Linked DNA regions of Homo sapiens: region 2 is linked to region 1. The links are chromatin loops, found by intact Hi-C in ENCODE. Cell type or tissue: psoas muscle. All regions are shown on one strand. Links, peaks and the distances in the headings refer to the core of each region. The heading gives the core; the rest is flanking DNA. Region 1 overlaps HABP2 (hyaluronan binding protein 2). Region 2 has its middle 110 kb from the start of HABP2.

The links. Peaks named below come from ENCODE experiments on the same cell type or tissue, not always from the same donor. Only the 100,000 strongest peaks of a DNase experiment are listed, where the experiment ranks them.
Region 2: it touches region 1 in a loop (3-fold over the local background); 14 of 110 quality-filtered maps call a loop at or near these places.

Annotation. Positions count from the first base shown.
Region 1 is chr10:113,561,267-113,566,641 of GRCh38, reverse strand. All of the region lies in intron 1 of HABP2 (hyaluronan binding protein 2), which reads right to left. Among named protein-coding and RNA genes, the nearest start is that of HABP2, 11 kb to the right of the region's middle. In psoas muscle, for the core only: a CTCF peak has its summit at 2,985 (motif pointing right); a DNase peak (open chromatin) is centred at 3,011; H3K4me3 peaks cover 406 bases; H3K27ac peaks cover 1,521 bases.
Region 2 is chr10:113,439,252-113,444,626 of GRCh38, reverse strand. No RefSeq gene overlaps it. Among named protein-coding and RNA genes, the nearest start is that of HABP2, 110 kb to the left of the region's middle. In psoas muscle, for the core only: a CTCF peak has its summit at 3,147; no DNase peak of the experiment used is centred there.

The sequences.
Region 1 (5,375 bases), core at 237-5,236:
GTGCATAGATTTACATTTGTTTATTTGCATGTCACCTGTCTCTCACATCAGACTCTGTCCTCCAGAAAGGCAGGGATTTTGTCTGTTTTGTCATTGATGTATTACCCAATACCTAGCATAGAGCTTGGCACATGGCATTCCTCAAAAAGATTTGCTGAATAAATAAATAATGACATAAATATTTCCTTTAATATGCAGTACTCAACCTGAAAAAGAAAGTATTACTCATTTAATAACTGGAGTATGCTCTCTTCCACTTTAATCAGGGGTCAGCAAATAAGGGCCCTTGGGCCAAGCCTAGCAGTTTTGTTTTTGTAAATAAAGTTTTATTGGAAAACAACCATGCCTGTTTGTTTATGGCTGCTTTTGTAGAGAGAAAGTATAACCCCAAACATTTACTATCTGACATTTTACAAAGTTTGCTGAACCCTGATTTAAAGAAATGCGAGTTCTACCACTAGACAGCTTTCCCTTTGGGTCTTGGCCGCCAGAAAGCTGAGATCAATGAGATACATCAAGCTAGGCAGTTTGGTATATTTGCTGCTTCTACCCTCTGCAGAATTTCTAATTTTCTGTTTTACTGTAGGCTTCCTTACATGATTTTGGGAATTAGGTAGATGATAAATTAGGAAAGAAAAATAAAAAGAAATAATGCATCCTGATATGATGTACTGAGGATGTAAAATATCAACAGATAGTACTCTTGGCAAAAATAGTTACCCTGAATTTACTCATGAGGAACATGACAGATCCAAATTGTGAGATTCAAATTGCAGGGCATTCTACAAAACACCTAGCCTAGCCTCCAGAAAAACATCAACACCATAAAAGACAAAAAAAGATGGGAGGACTGTATTTTTAGTAAAGGACATGGCAACGAAATGCAGTGTGTGACTCTTAATTGGATCCTGGATTTAAAAACAATGGCAAAAAGGACATTGAGTGCTGTGGTTTGGGCTGACTTGGATATTTGTCCTCTCCAAACCTCGTGCTGAAATTTGATCCCCAATGTTGGAGGTGGGGCCTCAATGTTGGGGCATAGGGGTGGATCCATTACAAATGGATTAGTACTCACCCTCAGGGTAAGCAAGGTTTCACTCTATTAGTTCCTAGGAGAGCTGGTTGTTAAAAAGAGCCTGGCACTTCCATCCCTCCCTCTTGCTTCCCCTCTTGCCATGTGATCTCTGTACATTGGCTCCCCTTTCCCTTTTGCCATGAGTGGAGGCAGCTTGAGGCCCTTGCCAAAAGCAGCTGCCCAATCCTGGACTTTCCAGTCCTCAGAAATCCAAGCCAAATAAACCTCTTTTTTAAAAAAAATACATCACCCAGCCTCAGGTATTCCTTTGTAGCAACACAAAATGGACTAAGATACTGAAACAAGTGGGAAATTTGAATATAGACATATTAGACAATATTATTGTGTCAATGTTGACTTTCTTGAGAGTAAACAATGGTATTGTAGTTCTGTAGGAAAATGTACTTATTCTTAAGAGACGCTGGCTGGGCGTGGTGGCTCACGCCTGTAATCCCAGCACTTTGGGAGGCCGAGGTGGGTGGATCACAAGGTCAGGAGATCAAGACCATCCTGGCTAACAGTGAAACCCCGTCTCCACTAAAAGTACAAAAAATTAGCTGGATGTGGCAGCGGGGGCCTGTAGTCCTAGCTACTCGGGAGGCTGAGGCAGGAGAATGGGGTGAGCCCAGGAGGCAGAGCTTGCAGCGAGCCAAGATTGTGCCACTGCACTCCAGCCTGGGCTACAGAGCGAGACTCCATCTAAGAAAAAAACAAAAGAGAGAGATGCGTGGTGAGGTAGAGTGATGTCTACAATTTACTTGCAAATGATTCAGCAAACAAACAAACAAAACAACTATACACACAGGAGAATGAGAGACACAGCAACCATAACGACATGTTAACAATTGTGGCATCTATCTGGATGAAGAATATTCATTGCATTATTCTTCCCACTTTTCTGTAGGTTTAAAAAATTACAAAATAACATGTTGGTGAGGGGAAAGGAATGCAAAAAAAGGAAGAGAGGTCATTTGTTATCGGGGACTGTGCCTCTGTCTAATGACTTCCTGGCTAACCACCTCCCCCACACCCTGTTTCTGCAGGCAGTGAGATGGGACAGGTGTTCTGTTTGGGGCTGAGGGTGGGGGTTGGCAGTGGGGAGGCCTGGCAGAGGAAGGGCAGCTTAGGCCTTAGGGGTGCTCCTGGGCTTAGGGTGAAGGATTGCCAGAAATGGGTACCTCTGGGGTTGAGTGCCAGAGAGGTGCCATGAGGGGACCCTAATATGGTTTGGCTGTGTCCCTACCCAAATCTCATCTTGAATTGTAGCTCCCATAATTCCCATGTGTCATAGGAGGGACCATGTGGGAGGTAATTGAATCATGGGGGTGTGTTTTTCCTGTGCTGTTCTCATGATAGTGATTAAGTCTCAGGAGATCTGATGGTTTTATAATGCGCAGTTCCCCTGCATACACTGTTTTGCCTGCCACCATGTAAGACGTGTCTTTCACCTTCTGCCATGATTGTGAGGCCTCCCCAGCCATGTGGAACTGTGAGTCTATTAAACCTCTTTTTCTTTATAAATTACCCAGTCTTGGGTATGTCTTTATTAGCAGCATGAGAATGGACTAATACACTAAGACTTCAAGGACAAAGGTTACCCCTTCTTCAATCTCGCCCTCATCACCCCCAGTCATCTGGGCCTTGGTCCTGGTCTTTGCTCCCTGCCTTGCCTTTCTCAGGGCAGGGCCTGTCTGTCTAGACCTGTCTCCACCCAGTCCTTTGGAGATTCCCTACGAATTCTTCTCTTTGAGCCGAACAGGGTGGGCCATGTCCTAAGAAGTGGGCAGAAGACTTTGAGGGACATCCTTCCTCGGGGTCCAGCAAGGAAGGGCCCTCCAGGACCTGCACCTGGGCCAGCATTGCGCATCCTGGCTCCAGCTGGAGCCTGAGGGACAGCCGGGTGCCATGCTGCCTACAGCCAGCAGGTGGCAGACGTGCCCTTCCTAGGAGCTGGCGCTCGGAGGGAAACCAAACAAAAAGAAAGCCGAGACTTCCTGGGCTGGGCTCTCGGGGAGCCTGAAGCCGATGTGCAGCTTGGGCTGCCTGTCAGGGGGTCGCCGGAATCTGAAGCAAGTCACTCATTTTGTGACTCACAGTGTCCACCCACAGAGAGGGGCCGTGGTGCAATGTGGAAACTGGTAGTCCGAACACCTGGCTGGATATTTAGGGACCGTATGGGAAAGTCCAGGCTGATAGTCAATTACTTATGCCTATATCCGGATCCCTGAAACTAACCTGGATGATGGTAGGTGGGAAGGGTGGACACAGTATTTGCCTCCTTTCATTCCATCATTCCATTATCTCTTCTCCCAGAGACAAGAAAATGATAGAAGAACCCTTACTCCTGAGACTTGCACATTCAAAGAGAAAGATCGATGGAAGAGTAGGAGGAAGAGATAACTAGGGAGAAAACTGTTATCTCAGTTCACATTCCTTTAGAGCTGACAATGTGCCATCAACTGTGTTAAATATTTTACGGACATTTTGTCTTGTTTGTTGCACACAATACTTCATAATTTAGGTATTATGATTATATCCAATTTAGAGGTGACAAAACTGAGGTTTTCAGATATTAAGTTGTCTAAAATAACTTAACTAGGAAATGCTGGAGCCAGAACAGGAGACTGTCAGTCTCACATCAGAGTCCTTGCTCTTAGTCACCATTGTGAGGGACCAGGAAGCTGCCACGTGTACACAGTAATAAAGCAAGGATGGAGGAGAAAGAAACAGAAAAGCTCATTAACCTTGAGAGGCAGGTGTTGAGCTAGGTTCAAAATCAGGGGCACTGTTCTTGGAATGCTTTATAAAAAGGCTTATCTGTGGGCCGGGCGCAGTGGCTTACGCCTGTAATCCCAACACTTTGGGAGGCCGAGGTGGGCAGATCACTTGAGGCCAGGAGTTGGAGACCAGCTTGGCCAACATGGCAAAACCCCATCTCTACTAAAAATACAAAAATTAGCCAGGCGTGAGGGCAGGAGCCTGTAGTCCCAGCTACTCGGGTGGCTGAGGCACAAGAATCGCTTGAACCTGAGAAGTGGAGGCTGCAGTGAGCAGAGATCGTGCCACTGCACTCCAGCTTGGGTGAAAGAATGAGACTCTGTCTTAAAAAAAAAAAAAAAAAAAAAGCTTATCCAATCTGGCCTAGGCCTGGCAGGCCACAGAGAGGGCCTACTTGGCCCCAGTGACAGCTGGAGAAAGTACAAAAGTCAGATTGAGCCTTGGCCAGCCTACTGCGGTAAACACATCTTAACAAACATCTTCACTCAGATCAAAAGGCACGTAAGCCACTGCCCACTTCTCCCACCACATCCATTCCTAGTTTCAACAGGGCTAAAATAGCACATGGTCCCAGCTGACCCGTCTTCTCTTAAAGGGTGGACGCTGCTGCTTCTGCACATGGTAAGGTAGCTGCTTTGTAGTATATTTAGCAAGACCATTCTAGATCCAACGACTGTTTATTCTACTCCGCACTTGGGCTTTCTCAATGGATCCCTGGCTCAGGACACTGACTTCAAGGTTAGGAGCAGGCCCTTAGCAATGTTAAACTCCCTAAGCCACCAGAGTCTCAAAGTCTGGTGTCCTCCCAGGTTAAGGTTGGTTAGTGAGGAAGGCAGGGAGAAAAGGATCCCGAGTCTCTGAGTCTTACTGATTTACAGTGTAATCTCCTTGTGGGTGGGGTGCACATACATCAAGTCTATTTTGTCCTATATTTAATCCAGTGATTATTTCAACTAAGATTCTTCCTCTGCCTTCCAGAATTCCAAAACTTCTGGAAGACAAAACAAAAAGCCTAACAGTCTGAGTTGATGTGTTCCAGAAATTCGTTGGTAGAAAATGTTCTCAGAGGGATTAGGAGGCAGTGATGGGGGAGATAGGGCCAGATTTGTCTTTTGGGGACAGAGGCTCAGCTCCGAATGAACTAAGAGCAGAGAAATCTTCTGCTTGCTGGATAAAAGGTTGGGACTCTAATCACACCATCTCTTCTTCCTTGCATGTTCTACCCTATGCCTGGTGGTAGGCCACATGTTGCCAACCACCAGGGAGGTGCGTTACTCCCAAGGGCAGCTGGGGAGGAGAGACCTCTGTACCATGGCCATGGTTGAGGCTGCAACCTCTGGACTGGAAGGTGGACAGGGACAAGTGTGCACAGTTCAGCAGGGCCAGTCCCCTTGCTGGGCAAAGAGCTCAAGGCCAGAGCGAGTAGTGGAGGTGGCAGAGGGCAGTGGCTGCCAGTGCCCAGGCCAAATCCTCCCTCATGTTGTTCTTCTCTGGCTCCTGCTACAAAGATAAGCGATGTCAT
Region 2 (5,375 bases), core at 287-5,286, 120 kb after region 1:
CGGCACACGTTGCTAGTTGGCCTATAGCTGTCCTTCCCTTCTTCCTTACCAAGAGAATCCCAGTTTTGTTCATGACCACAATGTATTCATCCAAGAATAACCCAATTTCTAGCATCCTTTGTAGTTGGGATAGCCACATGACATAGTTCTGGTCAATGAAAATGGGTATTTGCTGGGTAAGTCTTCCTGGAAAGCTGTTATTTCCTCGATTTTGTTTTTAAAGCAGATTTCACAAAGGTCTTTTCTTTTTCTAAGCCCTCTTCTTCCTTCCTGGAATGCAATCATGATACCTGGAAGCATAAGAACTGCCATCTTGCAACCACAGAGAGAAATCCCGTACATGCTAAGGCCAGTGGGAAAGAAGGACAGAGGGAGCTGGAGGTATTATGAAGTCATGGAGCAGCTGTACCAGTCCCAGTCCTGCCTGCCTGCCTTGAGACCTCGTCAGGTGAGAACAATAAATTCCCATGTGTTTAAGTGAGTTGTTCTTGAGCTTTCTGTTACATGCAGCCAAGCACAACCTCTAAATGATGCTTGGTGCTTATATTTCCTCAGGCCAGCAAACCAGGCCCTTGGAAACTTCCTTGGGGACTGACTAAGGCAAAGGGGAGGAAGACACTGGGAGACATATTACCAGGGCTCTGGCATTTTAGGACCTCACCACCTTTCCCTTTATCTGTCAACCTATGCACCTGAGCTTTTTTTTATTTACACAGGATTCCTGGCTTATTAGTAAATTGAGGCTTCTGGGAAAGTGGAGTTAAATTAAGAGAGATCAGAGGCAAAGATAGTCAAGGCACTATATAAATACCTGTCTGCATCATATAAGATAGTGGAATTAATCAACTCCAAGAACAAAGGCAGTGCCTGAATGAAGAAACCGCCTGGTGGAGCTGACTACAGCAACCCTGCCAAGTGCAGGAAGTAAATATGGGAACCAACAGGCCAAATATAACAATGATAATAAAATTTAAAAAGCTTCTTCCCTTATAAAGAAGGCTTTGCTGAATTCTCATTCCCTGGAGAAATAGCCAAGAGTGTTGGGCTTTTCCAAAGGGACTTCAGCGGAAACTTGGGAGCAGTATAGACACATCTTCACAAAGGTTTGGATGGGGCCCCTTGACCCAATAGGAGAGCTAGGAGGGGGCTTTCTATTGACCTTTGAAGGTCAAGCTCCTGACCCCACAGCTCTGGGCAGTGTGGCTCAGAGGCTGCCTCTCTAGGAGGATCCTGGAGTAAAAGTGAGTCACAAATGAGCTAATCACCATTAATGTGTCAGCTGAAACTGCCAGTCTGACATCCCTCCTAATGGCTGACAAATGTCAGGGTGACTTGTGTGCTTTTTTTGTTAATTAAATTGGTTAATTAGGTCCCAGAGGCCTAGCTGCTAATTATGAGCTGCAGCCGAATATGAGCTAAAAAAAAAAAAAAAAAAAAAAAGATGCAAGGAAGTTGAAACAAAAGAGAAAACACACACACACACTTACACACACACACACACAAACACACATCCCCAACTCCTTTGTGTTCTTTACAGTCTGTACTGTTACCTTCTCTTAATTTCTGACCTGCCACATGTTACTACCTTCTTGATGTGTTCAAAAAAAAAAAAAAAAAGGAAGGTAAGAAAAACTCCAATTCTGCCTTTTTCCACAAGAAGCATCTGCTCCATCAGTACCTTGTTCATTAATTTTCTGCCAATTAGCAAGGGAAAAAAAGGTAGATGGGGAGGGGGAGAAAAAAGTCCAGATTTGCAGCCTAATGCGTTACCTTGTGAAGATCATGTTTTCAAAATGACACGTTCCCTCCCTTTTGGAGAAAGAGGCGGTAACAGTCAGCCAGACCCTGCTCTGACTTGTTGGTGGAAAAGTTGATGAAAACTTTTCCCAGAATTTCATAGAACAGGCCCCAGTCACAAGTATGAAATCACAGGGCAGTCTACCCTGTGCCACTGAGGAAGAATCTGCCTTAAAGGTAAATAAAGGCACTTCCAGCTCATGGAGGAATCTAGCAAGTTAGAGCTGCAAGTGAGTGTCCCCAAGAAGTACCTTCCAACACTCAACCACACACCACTGGGAGCGTCTTCCCCCAGTTCTCACTTCCAGTTAGAGGAGAACATTGAGGAAGTTGTATCTTCCAGCTTCATACCTCTGGGTCACACCCGTTCTGAGAGCTGGCAAGCCCCAAATAAACTGGCTGATGTTCTTTGGCTGGGGGAGAGGGAGGAGGGATGGGAAGGGGCAAGGAGGGAAACTGAGGTAGTGGAGAGAGAAAGGGGAGGAACTCAAAGGGCCTTTGAGGCAGAATCATATTCTTTTCAGCTCCTGAGTTTCCAGCAGTGACATTTAGACTCTTTAGGGTTTAGCTGTTCCAGCTTCAGCTCTCCTTCCGCTCAGAGCCCTGAGCTAGAAGAGTCTGGGCCTTTGAAAATATGTGGCTAGAAGCTCAGGGACTGCAAGAATATGCATGACCCAGACACTACTTGGAGCAGTCTTCCCCTGATGCATTTAGGTGAACTTGACTTCTTCTCCCAGTTCCACAGTTTTCCCTCCCAGCTTAGCCTTGGAGTCCAGAGCCCACCTCCTGGCTTCTGGTTCCCAGCTTCCACCTCACCCAGTCCTGCACATCTGCTTCTGGGGATGCGAGCTGTCTTTGGCCCCTTCACTGTTCCCAAGGCCTGCACTCAATGGTTCTACCTTTCCCGAAGCCTTGAGGAGTTATGGGCAGGAGCCACAACCCACACAGAGCCTTCTGCCTCCCTCATGGCCCTGCCTTCCAAGCTCCAGCACCTTCATCACCACCTTCTATGATCACTCCAAATTTAGACTGCCTCGCCCAACTTCTGGCCAGAAGTCACTGAGACAAGTGCCTGGCAAGCTCAAGGCTAAAAGCAAAGCTGCAGGTTTAATAACAATTCTACTTGAGTCTCTTTGTGTTCATTAGCAGTGGCGTGTGTGTATGTGTGCACGCGCACATGTGTGTGCACATGCATGCATGTGTGTGCGCCCCAGCTGTCATTAATAGCAGTGTCTGCTTGGGGTCATTCTGAGCAAAGCACCTTTGAAGTAATTTTCAGGAGAACATGGTAAAAATCTGTGGGACAGTTGGTGAGGTTGATTATGCCGTGCCAGGGAAGACAAGACAGGCAGACAGTGCCCCACAGTGGGCAAAAGCGTGGCTCTGTCTCCTGATGACCAGGGTCCAAGTCTTGTCTGGCCACTCACTTGTTGCACAACCTTAGATCAGTTACTTCAACATCTGTGAAACTCGTGTTTTAATCTGTGACATCCCTCTAATAACAGTAGCTGCCTCCTAGGTGGTTGCTGGGAGCAAATGAGACGAGGCCTGTGAGTGGTCAGCACAGAGCCTGGTATGCACCGAGTACTCGGGAACCATTAGCTACTGTACGTCCTTTGCCCGCTTGCTCATTCATTTAAAAGCTAACGTCCACAGGAGCATCAGTTACACCAGGAACTTGGCATCAGTGTTGTGGGTGCCTTGCTTATATTTAACTTATTCTCAAGAGTTTCTTTTTCTTTTTTTCATATTTAGTAGAATGGCATATGCTGTTTCTCTAAGAAACTGTAGTATTTATGACTCTTAAACCCAAAGACAGCTGGACACGGTGGCTCACGCCTGTAATCCACTTTGGGAGGCCGAGGCGGTTGGATCACCTGAGGTCAGGAGTTCGAGAACAGCCTGGCCAACACAGTGAAATCCCGTCTCTACTAAAAAATACAAAAATTAGCTGGGTGTGGTGGCAGGTGCCTGTAATTCCAGCTACTCGGGAGGCTGATGCAAGAGAATCTCTTGAACCTGGGAGATGGAGGTTGCAGTGAGCCGAGCTCGTGCCACTGGACTCCAGCCTGGGCGACAGAGCGAGACTCCATCTCAAAAATAAATAAATAAATAAATAAAATAAAATAAAATAAAGAGACACCAACATTCTCTTTGGATTTATGATGGGTACTGCTCTGCCCCCCGGGGTCTCATGTGAGACCCAAAGGAGAGGTGAGGGGTGGAAGAAAAGGGATTCTCATACTCTATAAGAAGTCAAACTGTTCACCCCATCACACCATTCATATTGTCTAGTGCTTTCTACAGAATCCCTTGTAGGAAGGAGCTGCCTCCTGCTCTCTGAGGGAGGAGAGGCTATTTAAGTCCCAGTCCTCAGAACAGGGAGCCCAGGGTCTCTTTGGGTGTCCCCATTCCTTTTCGGTAGAGAAACCTCACAATTTCCATTTTCTTTTGTTGCATCATCCACTGAAAGGGAAGATAATTTGACTGCGCCAAAAGGTAGGGTGGCCAACTGTCCTAGCTTGCCCAGGACTGAGGGGACTTCCAGGACATGGACTTTCAGTGCACAAGGGCAGAAACTCCCAGACAAGTCTGGATGAGTTGGTCACCCTTCTGGAAGGCAGATTTTTAGCTATTGGTTTACGAGAGTCAGTGCAGTTGGGGGAGGTGCTAATTCCAAGCCACCCAGCAATTTAATAAACTCAGTGAAAACCTGAGGCATCTCAGAATATCAGCAAACTGTAAATGGATAAATGTGGCTTGGGGGCTTCTGACTGCAGAAATCACAGAAACACATAATTTCCCAGTTGCACAGTACATGGGCTGTGGGTCTCACCCCCTTGGAAGTTGGAGTCCTATATGGGAACTTTTGAGAATGAAGTCCTGAATCGACTAAGCTGCTCCCCACAAATACTTTCTGGAATACAGAGAGGGAGAGGAAGAGATGTTTAAGAGTCAACAAGACAAAAACAAAAAACTCAGAGGGGCCTTGTGGAAACTGCCCAGCAGAGGCAACTCCTGAGGGAAGTCGACCTGGTGCCAGGGCGCAGAAAGCTTGCTCTTCTCAACTGGGGTAGATCTTTCAATCCTGACTTGAAATGAAGGGGCTAAGCATGCTTCCTTCAGATTTATAAAGAATGCTGCAAGAAGAAACGAAGGATCTGTCTCTCCACAAGAGGAAAGAAAGACAACAAAAATTAGGGGAAGAGAACTAACATGCATTGAGTGCATAAAATATGCCTCCCCATCTATTTTACAATATTTCCATTTAATTCTATATTTGACTGCTGAGGGGACCAGGGCTGAGAAAGGAAAGTAACCTCTCCAAGGTCACTTGGCTAAGTGAACAGACCTTGGAATTGTAATCATAATGATGATAATTCAATAAAAATAGCCCTAATAATGGAGAAACAGTTAAAATGTATTAAGTGTTTCTTAGGTCCAGGCACTAAGATACATTCTTTGATGTTTAATCCATCTAATCCTCAAACAGCCTTCCAAGTTTGTACCATAATTAAGCCCATTTAACATGCAGGTAAATTGAGGATTAGAGAGAACATGCAAACTACTAAAGGATA